Regions from separate parts of the Homo sapiens genome. Here regions 1, 2, 3 and 5 are each linked to region 4. Evidence: chromatin contacts called from ENCODE Hi-C or POLR2A ChIA-PET data. All regions are on one chromosome and are shown on one strand. The core of a region is the stretch at or near the end of the contact, and the rest is flanking DNA. Distances in the headings are between cores, read along the strand shown. Region 1 holds the start of WDR26 (WD repeat domain 26). Region 2 overlaps LYPLAL1-AS1 (LYPLAL1 antisense RNA 1). Region 3 holds the start of TP53BP2 (tumor protein p53 binding protein 2). Region 4 holds the start of DUSP10 (dual specificity phosphatase 10). Region 5 holds the start of LYPLAL1-DT (LYPLAL1 divergent transcript).

Region 1 (2,924 bases), core at 299-2,798, 2.7 Mb before region 4:
TTTAATAATAAGGTTGTCTAAAGTTAATATACAAACAGGGCTCTCTGAGGGTGTTAACTATCTAGTAATTCAGGCTCTGCTGGATACAGTGACAGAGCTCTATGAACCTCAACTAGAACTCAGGTCGGCCTCAGGTGAATATAAACACTGTATGTGAGTCACCTTGCAATTACAGCTGCCACCTGGAAGCAAATTTAAGCAGTAAGAACTACAAAACCAAATCCCTGTAAGATCCTGCATTGACCTTCCTCTTACTTCTTCCTGTCTGAGGATCCATAAACCTCAGGATTCTTTACTAATTTCTCATCAGCATCATTTTTTATTGTATTTCCAAATTTAAAAACAACTGTCTCCAAAGGCCTCAAAATTACTTTCAGTTATTACTATAATAAATATCAGCGATGTATGATGTATTAATTAGAAACTAAGGTGTTTTTTTTCCCCTCCCCACAGGAAAACTACTTCAGAGAAAGACTTTAAATTTCTGAGAAAATCTTTATACATATTGAGTATAGATGCTATCAACCACATACATGAAAATAATTGTTTGGGGATAATGCACACCATTTGCCAATGATTAAGATTCAGCCCAGTCTTTGTTGCTGCATTTCTACATTCACATAAATTGGTAAGTCATGATGACACAGAAGGCTCACATGCCACGTAAAAATTTCAAGCCTGGATCTGAATGGGTGCCTGAATCCTTCTCAGAATGCATATTTTGGAGGCAACTGTTTGGTTTATGTTACTGCTCCCTAAACTGGGCAGTGACTCAAGAGGCAGCTGGAAGAGAGAAGGAGGTGCTGGGCAAGTGCTAAAAAAGAGTGAAGCCTCAACAGCAGAGTCCCTCCCCTTCTCTACACACCACACAGCCTTTTTGTGACTTCTTGTCCCCATAAGATATGCTCCTCTAGACTAACTCCCCTTCCCAGGGTGGAGCAGAGTCTCACCGGCTCATTATCTCACAGCTCCCGGGATGGCCCCGGGTACAGCAACTGTGTGGCACTTGGCTGTGGAAATTCAAGTTTTTCCACCCTAAAACAAGTAGGTTGTGAAACCCGATTTCGGTCCTGGTTACCATTGAGAGGGGCCTACCACAGCCCTGTGCCTGGAAGTTCCTGCCTGTCGAAGCTCCTAGCCCCCTGCCCCATCCTCACCTTCTGCACCTGATGGAGAAGGTGCAGTCCCTCCGCGCACCTTACATGCCCATGCCACACTGGTGGACTCACGCACGCACGCCAACTCTGCCATCCCATGCACGCCCGGCTTCGGAGGGCGGCTACGAACTTACTGCTCGTCGAGCCAGCCGAGCCAGGGCGCAAGGGGAAAGGCCCGAGCGGGGCCGGGGATAGGATCGGATAGGAGTCGGGGTCGTGGATGGGGTCGGGGCGGACCCCGCCGGCCCGCTGGCCTCCCTCCCCTGACCCCCGGGACAGCCCCCGATGCACGTGCTGGGTGACAGGCCCCCTATAGGTTCCATACCTGCCACCGGAAGTGAGTGAGGAGGGCAGTATAGGCATTTCCTGTGACGCGAGCGCCTGGACTCCATTAGGCAGCAGCTGGGGGAAGAATCAACACACCAGGGAGCAGAGCGGAGCGGATCCGAGGACAGAGGCGGCAGCTGCCTCCGCTGCCGCCCGCCGCCGCCGCCGCCGCAGCCACTGCCGGGGCTCAGCCCAGCGGCGGGCCCCGCGCCCCCGCAGCCGCCCCGCGGCGCCCCCCGGCGCGACCCCCGGGCCGCGCACCCCGAGCTGCCTCCGGGAGGGGGGGGGGAAAGGGCCCGGATCCTCCTTCTCCCCCTCCTCCTCCTCCCCCTCCTCTCACCCTCACCCTCACCCTCCTACCCTGACCCCCTCCCCGCCTCCCCGGCCCCCCTCACCCCGACCCTCTCCCCGGCCCCCGCCTCCCCTCCCCCGCCTCGCCCCACCGGCTTCCCACCACGGCCTCTCTCGGCGAGGAAACTCTGGCCTCCGCTTCCTCCTCCTCCGACTCGGACACCGGCGGAGCCTCCCCGCCCCCGCGGAAGAAACCCCGAGCCTCGGCGGCGGAGGGAGTAGGAGAGCCCGGGGCTTCGGCAGGCAGAGCAGGCCTCTCCCCTCCGTCCTCGTCGTCCTCGTCCTCCTCCTCCTCCTCCTCCTCCGTGGTGGTAGTGGTGGGACTTCCCCCGGCTGCTGCCCCTCCCGCCGCCGCTGCTGTCCCCCACCGAAGTAGCGGCCACAGCCTGGTCAGCGGCAGCATCATGCAGGCCAATGGGGCAGGAGGAGGAGGAGGAGGTGGCGGCGGCGGCGGTGGAGGAGGAGGGGGCGGCGGGGGCCAGGGACAGACCCCGGAACTCGCCTGCTTGTCGGCCCAGAACGGGGAGTCGTCCCCCTCGTCGTCGTCGTCCGCGGGGGACCTGGCCCACGCCAATGGGCTCCTGCCTTCCGCCCCCTCCGCCGCCAGCAACAATAGCAACAGCCTGAATGTCAATAACGGGGTTCCCGGCGGGGCGGCCGCCGCATCCTCAGCCACCGTCGCAGCTGCCTCCGCCACCACCGCCGCCTCCTCTTCCTTGGCCACCCCAGAACTGGGCAGCAGCCTCAAGAAGAAGAAGCGGCTCTCCCAGTCAGATGAGGATGTCATTAGGCTAATAGGACAGCACTTGAATGGCTTAGGGCTCAAGTAAGTATCCCTTACCGCCAGCTGGTGATGGACAGACCGAGGGACGGAGGCTCCAGGGGGGTAGGGGAAGGGGCGGAGGGGGGAGGGGGGCTTGAAAGAGCTCGGTCAAAGAGAATGAGTGCTGGGCACGCAGGACCCAGTACACAGGAGGACGCGGCTCAGGGCGACCGGGGAGGAGGAGCGGACCTGAAAGGAAATAGGGGAAAATCAATCAGTCTGACAAATTGTGAGACGAGACAGGCGTTGAGGGGTTAGGAAGGGTT
Region 2 (3,056 bases), core at 241-2,740, 2.3 Mb after region 4:
TACATTTGACCAAATATCAGTAACCAAAGATATAATAAAACACATGTAAAAGATAAATATGTACTAGTTTTTACTGGAAGATAGGACATGAAATATGCATTTTCTTCTGAACTATATTCATTCTTTTTTGTCAGGTTTTGGCTGTCCACATACTTACACATCTTCTCCCTTCATTCCTTCATGCATCTTTAACTCCACCATCTCCTTAGAAAAAGACATTAATACGAAAACAATGAGTCTAATTCAATTCTAAGGATTTCATTCTTAGAATCTGAGATTCTAATGAATCTAATTTACCGTAAGTTTAAAATGTATTGTTGGTTTCTCTAATAATGAAAGAGCTGGGGGCTATTATACACCATGAGAGAGTACAGTACAAGTCTTCCCACTACATGTAGTTCTCCCTCTCTCTCATAAATTGCCCAATTTGTAGAAGATCTGTATGAGGTAATTTTACATATCTTACCTCTTCTACATTTATAAAGCTGGTTTTGGTTATTCTCTTTTATAACGTAGAAAATCAATTTAGAGACACTAATTTTCCCAGAGTCACACAGTTCATGCCTGACAGAGGTGGAATTCAAACTCAAATCTGTCTGACTTCAAAGTCAACGTTCATTCGGAAAAGAGGCTTCTGTGTGACATGGATCTCAGAGAAGCAAGAGTATGTTAGTCTTGGTGGGTAATGGCAAGAGAAAAAAACTTCCTGTTGTGTGTTTCTAGAACTTCAAATTTCACCCCTTTCACTGACATGGCGAACCCTGCCAAATACCACCAGCTCACATGCCATTTCTTCCTTTTTTATGTTTTTACATTTCTATTCTTTTATTCTGCTTTGTGTAAAAATTACTTGCTTTGATGGCTTTTCCCTCAAGACATGGTGTGTACATTGAGGGCAAAGATTGTTACCTTACGCATTTCTCATTCAGCGCAAAGCCTAGTTCTGTGCACAAAAGTAAGTGCATAATAAATGTTCATAATGAAACAGGAGCTCTGCGTGAGAGCGAGGACCCAGCACTGAAGCACCTCTCAGGTCCTGTGACATCTGTATTAGAATTAAAGCTAGAAGGAACCATTTTCTTGGCATTGCAGTTTAGTCTGCCCCAGCCAAACATAGAAAGCTGTCATGTGAATATTTTTGAACCTCAAAAACAATTTTGGTTTAAGTCTGGGTGGGGGAGGAGGAGAATGGTGGCTCTTATTTCTCCCACACCAGTCCACCCATCTCATATTAGAACATGTAATTCCAACAGTGCTGACTGTCATAAAATTTGTGAACGGAGTGTCCTCTGAACACTGTTTGGTACACACATGGCCTCTTTAAGAAGCTTACTTGTAACTTATAATTAAATTAAAGAACCAGCAGCTGCTGAAAAAAAAAGTATAGCCTAGAGGCCATGTTTATGAGTTTCTCAGGCAAGAGGTAGTCATGTCAGAACTACTATTGTTATGAGTCTGAATGTTTCCAGTGAAATCTTTGCACGAATCATTTGCTTAGTACTAGTCATCCAGTCATGCCTCTTGATTTCAGCCCACTATTTCCTCTTGGAACTGGCAAAAACAACTCTACAAAGGAAAACATTTTATAAGAAAAATCATAGCCTTCTGCTTTTTAAACCATAGATGACCTGGACTCTATGACCAGTTCACAGGGGTGCTGCCTCTGGTTCCAATGGCCGGGGAAGAAAGACTACAACAAACACCAAGCCCTGAAAGCAGAAACCCTGGATTCTCTTTTCTTTGTTTCCTTAATAAAGGATTTTAATACAGTGTAGGTAGGAGATAACTGCCCTGGTTTATACAGGACTGCCCTGCTTTTAGCACTGACAGTCTCACGTCATGGGAAACCCCTCATTCTTGGTCAAATTGGGACAGTTGGTCATCCCAGCATTAGGGGCCTTTCCATGCTGTTAACCAAGCATCAAACATTCTGGGATCAGTTTATGATTTAGAAAGTTTTGAACCATAATACCCAAATCACACATCGGTGGTCAAGTCCCAGTAAATTATACTATAAAGAAGTCATAGAATCTCCAAATAGTCCTTAAATATCTTTTACTACAGAGCTTCCAATCTGGTGTTCCCAGTGGTAGATGTGAACACATTGTGCTACTAATCCAGGTGTGTCAAGGTATTGATCCCCCAGCCCTATTTTGGCTGGGCAGAATCTGGGGTACCTCGAGCCCTCAGTCACTTTTCCCTAGCCATGAGCTACCTTATCTATCTCTTTAGACCAGTGAGCACTACTAAATAATATCATTTTCCATATGTGCCATAATAAGAAAAAAATTTGGAAAGTAGTGCTCAGATCTAAGACACTCATTTTATAGGCAAAACCTAACTTCATTTCTATTAAATACAGGCTGTATGAAGCTGAGGCAAGATTGCGTTCAATTTATCTTGTGTTCAACAGTCTTCAAGGTGATTTAGATCACTGCCTGGGAAAGCTAATGTAGTACAGCATGAGTGGTAAGTGACAAAACTCAGCAAGCTAAACTTGCATTGAAGGCACGTGGCTGGCTAAACGAGGAGAAGAAAATAGACATTTATCTGAATAATATCGATAGAAATTCCCATGTTGCTTCACTTATCTATGTTTTTAGTAAACATACCATTTAAATCTCAATTACCTTTGAGTTTGAGTTAACCTGATGTTTCATTTCTACTCTTAATTTTGACTTTGGACGTATGCAGAGTTATTATTTAAAAAATCAAGATATCCAGAAAGTAAAGGCAGCTAAGTAAGAATTATAGACTTAAAATCCAGGTTTCCAAGATAAACAAGCATTTACACCTCCTCTTAATTATTCCATAAAGATTTACTCAAGTTCAAAATGGAGAAAAGATACAGAGTGAAAGGCAACATGCAAATAAAAGTCTACAGGCTTGAAGGTATTAGAGTTCTAAATTCCCATTCCCCTTGCTAGTCTTCATAGGCAGTGAGTCGAGAAGGGACAGATTCTGTGTATAAAGCTGGGCCTTTACAGATCCGAACTTTACATTGTGCCAAATTTGAAGCCTGCCCAACTTCTGGCTCTTCGATTGCTTAATACATT
Region 3 (3,311 bases), core at 480-2,979, 2.1 Mb before region 4:
TTCTATTTTTTTCACAATAACTACACTTGTCTTTTGAACTTTTTGTTCATTGATGTATCCCTAGGACTTAGAAGAATATCTACCAAGTGGCAGGTATTTAATAAATATTTACTGAATGAGGGATGAATTTATTTTGCTTAACTCAGTATAACCCTCTTAAGAAAACAAGACTATAAACCAGATTTTTTGAGAACGTTAAATTCTTTTTTTTTTTTTCAGATGGAGTTTCACTCTCGTTGCCCAGGCTGAAGTGCAGTGGGGTGATCTCTGCTCATTGCAACCTCCGCTTCCCAGGTTCAAGAGATTCTCCTGCCTCAGCCTCCCGAGTAGCTGGCATTACAGGCATGCGCCACCATGCCCGGCTAATTTTTATATTTTTAGTAGAGACAAGGGTTTCACCACGTGGCCAGGCTGGTCTCGAACTCCTGACCTCAGGTGATCTGCCCGCCTCGGCCTCCCAAAGTGCTGGGATTACAGGCGTGAGCCACTGCGCCCGGGCGAGAACGTTAAATTCTAGTTGAATTAACCGTAATTTAGTATTTCCAGATACAGTATCTGGGATGGTGCAATAGGGAGTTCGATGGAGATTCTGGTAAGGGATATGGTGGGCTAAGAAAGAATTGTCTGTTCTTGATACTAGATAAACCCAGGGGATTTACCCCACTTCAGGTTCTAGAATCATGTATAAAGGCAGAGAAAAGTGATTCTGAGTGAACTTGCACTGACAACTTACTAGAACAAAGCTTCCTGGAGTTAGGGTTCCCGCAGTATGTGTCTCTCTGGAAGGTGGAATAAAAGCCTGAACCCGCTCTGCTACTCTTTGGAAGGCAGCCCTGCCATTTCCCTAGGCCTTGGCCTCCCTCCCTGGAAAAGGATGGTATCCACCGGCTCCCCGTATCGGAGGCTGTTTGCAGGGTGTTCCCAGCACCCCCCAGGGAAGCTCCTCAGAATGCTGCCTGACACATTTTTACAAAATTTATTTTTATTGTGGTAAAACATACACAACATAAAAGTTATCCCTTTATCCAGTTTGCGGTGTACGTTTGTTAACCTTACAGCAAGTAACACATGAGTTTTAAATTAGAATTTGGACAACGGCAAATGAGATGAAAGGCGAACAATCCGAAAGCCGGATCACTGAGGAGCTCTGGGAACGCGCCGCGAGCTGAAGCCACACGGGGAACTCCATTTTGTCGGGACAGGGTCGGTCCTGGCCGCCTCCAGGGAGTCGGGTAGTTTCCGCGGCGTGGCCCGGGCCTCCCCTGAAGTCCGTCCGCCTCTCTCCGCCTGGCCCAGCGGCGCGGCCGCCGGAGGACTCTGTCCACGCGCCCAACGTCGGGCGCCCTGTTCTGAAGGCAAAGGGTCCCCTGCCTCGCACGACTCGGAGCCGCCGAGGAGGTGACGGCGGCAGCCCTGGGGCGGCTCGGTGCCATTCACTACCATCCTGTTTTCCTGAGGCGCGGCCTTCCAATTGCCCCGGCTCCGCTAGGAGGCGCGCGCTCCAGCCGCTCCGCCGCGCGGCCCCGACCGCACTTCAGTCCGGGGCGAAGAAAGAAAAGGCGGCCGGCTCCCGCCGCTCCCCGTCTACCCAGCCGGGCCCGCGCAGGCGCGCGCAGCTCCCGTTCCCGCGGCCGCCCCTCCCCCAGGCCGCCGGGCGCGCCGCGGGCGGGGTCGGCGCGGGGGGCGGAGCCGGCACGGGCTCGGCTGGGGCCCGACCCGGGATTAGTTGGTTTCGGAGCGGAGGAGGGAGCCCCGACCGTCACGAGCGTCGAAGAGACAAAGCCGCGTCAGGGGGCCCGGCCGGGGCGGGGGAGCCCGGGGCTTGTTGGTGCCCCAGCCCGCGCGGAGGGCCCTTCGGACCCGCGCGCCGCCGCTGCCGCCGCCGCCGCCTCGCAACAGGTCCGGGCGGCCTCGCTCTCCGCTCCCCTCCCCCGCATCCGCGACCCTCCGGGGCACCTCAGCTCGGCCGGGGCCGCAGTCTGGCCACCCGCTTCCATGCGGTTCGGGTCCAAGATGATGCCGGTAAGTGGGCGAGCGGCCAGGGCGTCGGGCCCGGAAGTGTGCGGGGTCGCGTGCCGGGGGCTGGTCCGCGCCCTCGGGCGCGTCGGGGAAGGAGCCTGGGGGCCGCAGCCCGCGCGGAGGGGCCGGGGCTTTCCGAGCTTCGAGCGGGTTTCAGGAAGGGGAGGCTCCATCCTCTGGGCTCTGCGCCCACAGCCGTCGTGGGGGCGCGGCGAGACCCTAACCTCGAGGCGGGTTCCTCCAGCTGCTCCGGAGTCAGGCGAGCCGCCCGCGAGCCCAGCAGCCACTCAAACTTTTCGTCTTTCACTGGGTCTTGACTTTTTTGCAGTTCTTGAAGGTCAAGAATACGGGAACCGGGGACCTTGTTCTTTGCTGTGTCTTTTTACTTTTTACTGGAGTGAAACATACGTTACTGGAACGGGTACCTTTGCTTTGTTTTTAATTGAATTTCGATCTTGATATCCACAGTAGCAGCTAAGTCACCCTTACCTCTTTGTGGAAAGGGGTTTTGGTAAATGCAATCTCGGAAGTTTTAGATTGCAGGAAAGCGTACGTGCCTGGCTCCCTTCGTTTCCCACAGCTTTTAGCAAGACCTCCGGAGAGGATTAGTGCCTTCTTTAGGAGCTCCGCAGGCTTTTGACACGGCCACCAGGCCACAGATGAACAGCAGGTTTGAGACATTTCAGAAATGTCTCTGTCATTCAGCGATCGCGGAATGGAGGTTTGCGGTGTGTTGCGGTGGCTTCTGCAGACTTCAGTAGCGAGTTTCTTCGTGGAAGTTGTATTTGCACCTCTCCCACTGAAGTGGGGACATCTTGCAGGCATCCTATGCTTGTGGCTCCATTTGTTCAGACAAAGAAACAAAAAGCTTTTACTTTTATGAAGTCTGTGGAATGGAGTGATGACAAAGTTTGCAGTCATACATACAGAGTATAATATGCTGTTCCCTGGCCCCCTGCTTGTGTCATGGAGGGCGTCCCAAACTCTCACTGGGTCGACTTAACAATTCACTAGAATTAGTAATTGGGTTTAGAGGGTTTGGGATATTTTGTCCTGCCAGGATTCAAGGAATTTGAAAGTATTAATAGCATTATGCATCTTATTTTAGTTTAATGCCTGGTTATGAAATCAGGTTTGTAGTGTGAATACCCAATATTGAAATAATGGACCATAGATAAGGGTGATGGATTTTGCTGTTAAGATTTTTATTTCCTGGATTTACATTTCTTTGTGTTGAAGTAACTTGTACGGATTGTCTGTGAATTTTTCCTAACAGTAGGAGCAAGAGAAAC
Region 4 (3,371 bases), core at 435-2,934:
GAAGTAGACCTCCAAACCCCATCCAATCAGGTAAGGGAGAAAAACGATAGCCCAACATTCCCTAGTGCTCATAATGTATTATTCCATTATTTCACTTTTTATCCCTTCTCTCACAGATAAGAAAAGAAAAAGCTCTACTTCTTTAGGGTTCTTGGACGTAGACTCTCCACAGTTCATCTGGGGTTGTTCATCTCCACTTCTTTTTGTATCCCAGGGCAACTTTCCTGCAGTTTCCCTAATGAGAATATTTTCCGGACTAGGCAAGGGGCGGCTTGCCCCGCCCCCTACTCTTCTCCCTGATCAGGAGCTGCGGCCAGCTACCTGGCGCCGGCCAAAGTCAGGGGAGCGGGGAGAGGCGGCGTCACCTCCTCCACGCTCCTCCGGCCCCATTCAATCTAGCTATTTGCACTCGGCTCTGGCTCTTTTCCGCCAGCTGCGGCTGTTCCAGAAGCGCCGGGCTGCCGGTCCTGGCCTCGGCAGGGGCCGTGCGGGACCGAGGGGTGGCGGCCGAGGCATGTGGGGCGGGTGGGTTGCGCGCTGCTGGCACGGCGCGGGGACCCAGCGCGCCAGGCGGGAAAGGGGGGCGGCGGCGGGCGGGGACCCAGACCCGGAGGGGCAGCGGGCGCGTAGCGGGCCCCAGGACGCCCGGCCAGGGGATTGGCCTCTGCACCGCTGCTCAGGGCGCGTCCCTTGCCGCCTCTGGCGTCGACTCAAGCCTCCTCCTCCGAGCAGCCCTCAGTGGCGCCGCCTTAGTGCTCTGGGTCGAGCCCCGGGAGGGTTAGCCTGGGGACGGCAGGGGCGTGACCGTGGCGCGGAAGTAGGTGAGCAGCAGGGCGGCGCGCGGCGGTCAGGCCGGGACAGCCAGAGGGGCAGCGACATCTGCGGGCGGGCGGGCGGGAGGCGGACGCTTCCCGGGCGGAGCAGGGCCCTCCGGAGGACGCAGGCCGCGTCGAGGCTGAAGGGCCTCCCTGTCCGGGACGGTCAGCTGCCAAGTTCGGGCCCTTAGCGCGTGGCCCCGGGCCGCGGCTCGGAGCGGAAGCGTCGCCCCTGGCTGCGCGCTCATGCTGGTCCTAGCGCAGAAGACCCGGCGAGGTCCGCGAATTTTGGCTTAGCGTTTGTCAAGTCACCTCGAGCGACTCGGAGAGAACCCGGCTTTCCCACTAGGGACGGTGATCGCAGTCTCTTTCCTTTAGAAAGTTACTCCGATACTTTTGATCATCTGTCCATAGTAAGGAGGAAAAATAGCGTGGTTTGTCCCCGGGTGAGGGAGTGTTGGAGGATCCCGTCCAGTGGGAAGAGCCAGTTTTAGCGGAGCAGCGCGTCCAGCCCGCTGACACTTCAGCCTGGTAAAGGGTTAACTGCATCCTGCCGGTTCGGTTTACATGTAAATAGAGAGCAGCTGCTCCGCGCGGCCCCGGCTGGCTCTTTTAAGTTTTTGATTGGTTGCCAATGACATCACCGCCCGTGTTTTAACACCGAGGACCCAGAGCAGCTTCGGATAAACCCTCCTTAAAGAGATGAGGCCACGCCTTCTTACCCGCCCCCTAGGCTGCCCATTGGTCGCGGGGCTCTGTGAGGTAGCGGTCGGCTTTCTCCGGATTCTTATTGGCCCAACCCGCCGTCGGTCGGCGGCGAGTCCGCCCCCTCAGAACCTTACATTTACAGTGTAGCAAAAGAGAAAGTAACTATGTTGCTGCTGGAGATCAATGAAGCCGAGTGAATGGGGGCTGAATGTGCGAGTCCATAGCTGAAGAGGAGCGCCAGATGGTGGAGGAATACACTTATTTATGAAGTAAGTGGAAGTCACCGCGACTACTCCTGAGAGCCCGGGACTGGAGGTGGAGGATTGTAAGGCGGTGCTTGTGTGAGTGTGAGTGTGTGTGTTTGTGTGTGTGTATCTGTGTGTGTGTGAGAGAGAGACAGAGACAGAAAGATAGAGATGCGATGCTGACGGAGGAGCTACAGCAGGTAGGGTTATAAGGTTCCGGCCGTTGGCTCCTGCTACCCTGTGCGTTTACTCCCTGCAGTCTACTTGGATTTGGGGCGAAGAAAAAATGAGGTTTGTTGGGATGCTTTGCGGCAGTTTTAAATGCTCGGGGCTCATTAGTGCGCTGTGTGCCGAGGAGTGAAGCGGGGGGCGGGGGGATGTTAAGTGCTCCAGGAATGGGGAAGAAGCATTCTCTAACCACTTAATTTTCTCTCCAGCTCTTGCCTAGTGGTGGAAGGGAGAGGGGATAGCTCAGTATTTCTCTGGGAGATTTTCTGGGCCAGACTGGATGGTTTCACGGGCAGTATGTACGCCCGACCCTCTGCTGCAGGGATGCAGGTCTCTCTATACACTCCGTGTGTGTGTGTGTGAGCCTTGAACTCTGTGTGGAGGTGGGGGTCCCAGCGCGTGTCTCTGTGAACACGCTTATGCGTCCCTCTCAGAAGAAATGGTATGTTGATCCTGGACGTGTCCTACCAGGTAACACAATAGCAAAGACTTTCACCGCTTGGTCCAACCGGGAAACAGTTATAGCTTCTGGAATAGAACTCGCTCTTCAGAAAAAATACTACGCAAGGGAAGGGGGGTTGACTCCTTCGCTCCCATCCAAAGGTGGGTGAGAGAAACCCGAGTCGTTGGAGATCTGCCGACGTGATGGGTGCGTGCCCCGTGTGCGCGCGTGAGTGTGGATTCCGCCTGTGACACTTTGGTTCTGTGTCAGAGAATGGTGACGGTCGTGTGTAGACGGATGAGAATGGTGACGGTCGTGTGTAGACGGATGATAGATGGCATTTTTCCTGATAGCTCTTAAAGTTCGTTTAGGTGAGCGTCTCTTGGCGTGGGGTTTGGCGTCTTTGCTATGTGCATGTCTAATAGAAGAAGAAGAGTTAGCAAGCCTGAGTTGTAGAGTGCCCCTGTGCCTACAGGAGGAAGGAGCTGTCTTTTTGCAGACACTCTGAAATCAGAGATAGATCCGGTGGGCAACAATTCACTGTCCCTTTCAACGAGTACAGGCTAATTGGGAGGTCCTCTTTACGGAATCAGTACTCTTGAAGGGGGGATATCTGTATGGGATTGAAACCTTATACAACGTGGCTGCCTCCCATTGAGAGAAGCTCTAGGATGCACAGTCTGTGCCAGCCAGGGAGATGAAGAGGGGAGGAGAGCCCAAGTTGTCCTTTCCAGGCAGGAATGAGGGCGGGGGCAGGTGAGAGAGCAAAGGGTGAGGGATTTGCCGGGGCTGGGGTTTCCAGGTTTCCAGATCTGGCTCCATGGCTTGAGATTTCGTTTTAGGACACCAGTTAGTAGTGAAAAGGGGAAATGCAGATTAATTTATAAGAGGCCAAAAGACAACATGTGAGGTTTTAGTATGACTATGTTGTGC
Region 5 (3,360 bases), core at 510-3,009, 2.6 Mb after region 4:
ATTCAAAAAAAGGATAATTATTTTAAGCAAAGAGGTCCAGGGGAAAAAAGAACATAGTCTAGGAGTTCTTCCTAAAGATAATGAGAATTGATTATGAGAAAGGGTACAGTGTTGGGGAATTTCTGGGTACTTATAAATGAACACTCTTGGAGCCCTAAATAGTACTACCAGTCTCCTAGTTATTAAGTACCGCTGTCATCTTACACACGTCACCTTCTAAATATATGCCGTCTTTCCCTTTAAACACTATTGGACCTCTTCTTCCCTATCTCCAAAACAATATATCCTAGTTCAAACTTTTTCACCTTACCCCACCAAAGCCCTGAGTTTGAGGTCGGAGAGCTTTGGGTTCTAATCCCAAATCCGCCACTACTCACAGTAACAGCTAAGAGACCTTGGCCAAGCTGCTGAACCTGTCTGGCCTCATTTTCAAAATAAAGAGAATACCTCCCACAATTGCCCTTTTCCAGGTCTCTGCCCAGTACCTTTCCAATTCCCTTCCAATCACCGTCCCATTTAAGCCTACCCGTCTCGGCTCAAAGACCACTTTCTTCGAAAAGTCTGACAAGCTTTTCATCTTCCAAATGCCTTAATAATGCCTAACCACATTTTTTTCTCTTACAATTCACTTGGCAGGAAACCATGCACCGTCTTGTGATCTTCCATGCACTGCTGACTCAAACTAATTGGATTGTTTTTGTTTTTAACTTTAGGTAGGCCCCCTGAGGACACCGGCTGCATCTCATTTCTTTAAAAAACATTTCCTGAGAGCTTACCCTGGGCCAAGCACTGGGGGTGCAAAGGTTGACACAAGGGCCCTTACTCTCATAATCCAGTGGGAAGTTCACAATCCAGTGGGGAAGACAGACAAAAGTGATTACAGATGAGTGTTAAGTAACGATACAGCATTAAGCACACGTTACTAAGGGCAGGTAGTGGAAGATGCCTGTCCCTGGGGGTCCTGCCCCTGTAGTCTATCTTGGAAGTTTAATGACACAGGCGGGAAAGGGAAAGGAAGGAAAGAGAAGCAGCAAAAAGGAAAGTGAGAGAAAGCACTCCAGCCATGGCACAGTGGCTTACAGAAAAGAGATAATCTGTAAACAGTATCTAAGTTAACTGTGAATCTCAATTGTCTACATTAGTATGGGAGCCTGGAAAAAGCAATGGGCAATTACGACTGAAAAATCACTAGTAGCTGATAATGAAAAACACTAAATAATTTCCCTCTAGCAGAAGACTTACCTTACTAACTTGCTCTGTTTAAACTTGGGGCGAGGAATGGGGAGGTGTGTTGTGGGGATGGAGGGCTGGCTGAGCGGCGGGACACAAGGCCCCAAAGCGAGGGTGGTGGACCAGTGACCGCCCGATAGAAAGAGGAAGACTAACGGGGGAGGCTGGGGGCAGGTGGCGCTGCCCGTGCATCTACAGCCGGGGCTGGCGACGGGGGAGCCACCCACTGGGCCCTATTTGGGCCCGGCGACACCTCCACTTGGGCAATACTGGGGTAACCGAGGGGAGGATGTTTCCCGAGCTGTAGAAAACCAGGACGTAAAATTGAAATCCACCTGAGCCATGCAGGAAGATCAGAGAGGCGCTATGCCTCCCTGCCGGCGACACGATACAGCGCTGCAGAACCGACCCCGACGCAGCCGCCATCGCTGATGCCACTGCCAGTCATGCGGTTCCGCCCCTGCGTTGCCGCGCGGGGCCGCGCACGCAAATACGCAGGCACGCGCGGGAGCACGCCCGGGAGCGCGCATGCGCAGCGCTGCTGGCCCGCTCTCTGAGGAGCTTTCAATACTTTGGGGTCAAGTTTGAGGCAGTTGTAACTGTACTGAGTTTAGTTTTGCTAATAATGGTATTCTACGTGTGTCAGCCTCGTGTGGACTTCTGTAATGACTAATGGATATGTTTATATCCTGAGCATTTGCTGTAGGAATTTTAAATGCAATCCCAAAACTCAAGATTACCTTATTTGGAGAAATATTCGTGTTACTATGTTTAAAATTTAATAGAACCATATTTTACCTTTCACTTTGGGACTCGCACAGGATGTTTGCAGCTCTTGATATACAGGGTAAGCGAAGCATATAATAATAAGTTCTCTTCGTGTCTCTTATTTTTAATAAATAGTTTACAAAGCAAATCTAATTTAATGAGATTCTGCTTTATATACCCATTAGAATGGCTCTTATCAAAAAAACAGAAAATAAGTATTAGTAAAGATGTGTAGAAATTAGAAACCTTGTGCATAGCTGATCAGAATGTAAAATGATGTTGCGGCAATAGAAATAATTTGGTGGCTCCTCAACAAGTTAAACATTGACTTAGCATAGGTACTAGCAGTTCCACTTCTAGGTATATACCCAAAAGAGATGAAAGCAGGGACTCAAACAAATACTTGTACTTCAGTGTTCTGTAGCAGCATTATTCACAAGTACCAAAAAGTGGAAACAACTCAAATGTTCATCTACAGATGGAGAGATAAACCAAATGTGCTATGTACATATTGGAATGGAATATTATTCAGCCTGTAAAAAGAATGTGATTCGGATACATGCTACAACATGGATGAACCTTGAAAACATTATGCCGAGTGAAGCCAGACACAAAAGGACAAATAATTGTATGATTCCACTTACATGAGATATCTAGAATTGGCAAATGCATAGGGACAGAAAGTGAAATTAGAGGTTACCAGGGACTAAGGGAAGAGGGAGTTGGGAGGTTGTTGTTTAATGAGTACAAGAGTTTCTGCTTAGATAGTGAAACATTTTTAAAAATGGACAGTGATGATGGTTGTACAACAGTGTTAATAACTGCCAGTGAACTATACACCTAGTAAATTTTATGTGTATTTTACCATAATTTTAAAAATACTAAGAAATGGAATTATTTCCTGTATAAAGTCCAAAACATAGGTATCTTTTAATACTGAAGGCAGTGGCCCCAGCAGGTTGCTCTTGCCTCATGTAAAATTCAACAAAATAACCCAGTAAAAGCTTAAGTACCATTAAACACTGGCCTTCCATTCATTGTAGTCTGCATTACATTTTAGCAATTACAACTTACCTTTTATTTGTTCCAGGTAATCACCCTACTTACAGGTAAGTAAACTGTTTACTATCAACATTAGTTGCCAAAATCAGCTCTAAGCTATCATGGTGTTATATTAATAACAATACCATCAACAAGAATGGTCCTACATGCCATTAGTTAACCAAATCAAAAAGAAATTCTGAGTCATTTCTCCAAAGCCCATAGATCTGCAGCAGAGAGTTGTATAAGTGAAGTCCCTGAGGAGGACAAACTAGGGTAGGCTGAGCTCTGATAGCCAATTCTTAAAAGAAAAACCTCTGT

Evidence for each region. Hi-C counts contacts between places; a loop is a spot of excess contacts on that map. ChIA-PET counts read pairs that join two places held with the same protein, here RNA polymerase II (POLR2A). Pooled maps may share reads with other maps.
Region 1: a map of CD4-positive, alpha-beta memory T cell shows a loop between it and region 4 (6-fold over the local background). The contact joins the promoter of WDR26 here to the promoter of DUSP10 in region 4. A Hi-C loop is called at or near these places in 1 of 168 maps with a recorded cell type or tissue (CD4-positive, alpha-beta memory T cell), 1 of 37 single-sample maps with no recorded cell type and 9 of 50 pooled maps.
Region 2: a map with no recorded cell type shows a loop between it and region 4 (7-fold over the local background). The contact joins the enhancer-like site here to the promoter of DUSP10 in region 4. A Hi-C loop is called at or near these places in 2 of 37 single-sample maps with no recorded cell type and 2 of 50 pooled maps.
Region 3: a loop to region 4 is called in a map of naive thymus-derived CD4-positive, alpha-beta T cell, with 9 times the contacts of the local background. The contact joins the promoter of TP53BP2 here to the promoter of DUSP10 in region 4. A Hi-C loop is called at or near these places in 1 of 168 maps with a recorded cell type or tissue (naive thymus-derived CD4-positive, alpha-beta T cell), 1 of 37 single-sample maps with no recorded cell type and 9 of 50 pooled maps. POLR2A ChIA-PET finds 5 or more read pairs at or near these places in 2 of 52 experiments (CD4-positive, alpha-beta T cell and OCI-LY7).
Region 5: a map of CD8-positive, alpha-beta T cell shows a loop between it and region 4 (14-fold over the local background). The contact joins the promoter of LYPLAL1-DT here to the promoter of DUSP10 in region 4. A Hi-C loop is called at or near these places in 2 of 168 maps with a recorded cell type or tissue (CD8-positive, alpha-beta T cell and ascending aorta), 2 of 37 single-sample maps with no recorded cell type and 9 of 50 pooled maps.

What each region holds. Positions count from the first base shown.
Region 1 is chr1:224,433,421-224,436,344 of GRCh38, reverse strand. It overlaps WDR26 (WD repeat domain 26), which reads left to right and starts at 1,548. Exons shown (of 14, transcript NM_001379403.1): 1 at 1,548-2,661. The coding sequence starts at 1,940. It also overlaps a transcript of CNIH3 not described here. RefSeq lists an enhancer at 640-829 and a silencer at 1,170-1,569.
Region 2 is chr1:219,463,850-219,466,905 of GRCh38, reverse strand. The region is part of intron 2 of LYPLAL1-AS1 (LYPLAL1 antisense RNA 1); the gene reads left to right. Among named protein-coding and RNA genes, the nearest start is that of LYPLAL1-AS1, 92 kb to the left of the region's middle. Within about 2 kb of position 1,490, at least 2 of the 41 ENCODE cell types and tissues checked have a DNase peak (open chromatin) inside an H3K27ac peak, as active enhancers do.
Region 3 is chr1:223,844,365-223,847,675 of GRCh38, reverse strand. TP53BP2 (tumor protein p53 binding protein 2) reads left to right here and starts at 1,729. Exons shown (of 18, transcript NM_001031685.3): 1 at 1,729-2,022. The coding sequence starts at 1,996. RefSeq lists a silencer at 1,592-1,901.
Region 4 is chr1:221,740,402-221,743,772 of GRCh38, reverse strand. It overlaps DUSP10 (dual specificity phosphatase 10), which reads left to right and starts at 1,684. Exons shown (of 4, transcript NM_007207.6): 1 at 1,684-1,792. RefSeq lists silencers at 448-927, 2,648-2,697 and enhancers at 701-1,338, 1,148-1,347, 1,678-1,867, 1,339-1,976, 1,977-2,614 and 1 more.
Region 5 is chr1:219,172,187-219,175,546 of GRCh38, reverse strand. It overlaps LYPLAL1-DT (LYPLAL1 divergent transcript), which reads left to right and starts at 1,759. Exons shown (of 5, transcript NR_038845.1): 1 at 1,759-2,077. It overlaps LYPLAL1 (lysophospholipase like 1), which reads right to left and starts at 1,669. Exons shown (of 5, transcript NM_138794.5): 1 at 1,566-1,669. The coding sequence starts at 1,656. RefSeq lists enhancers at 1,379-1,708, 1,789-1,838.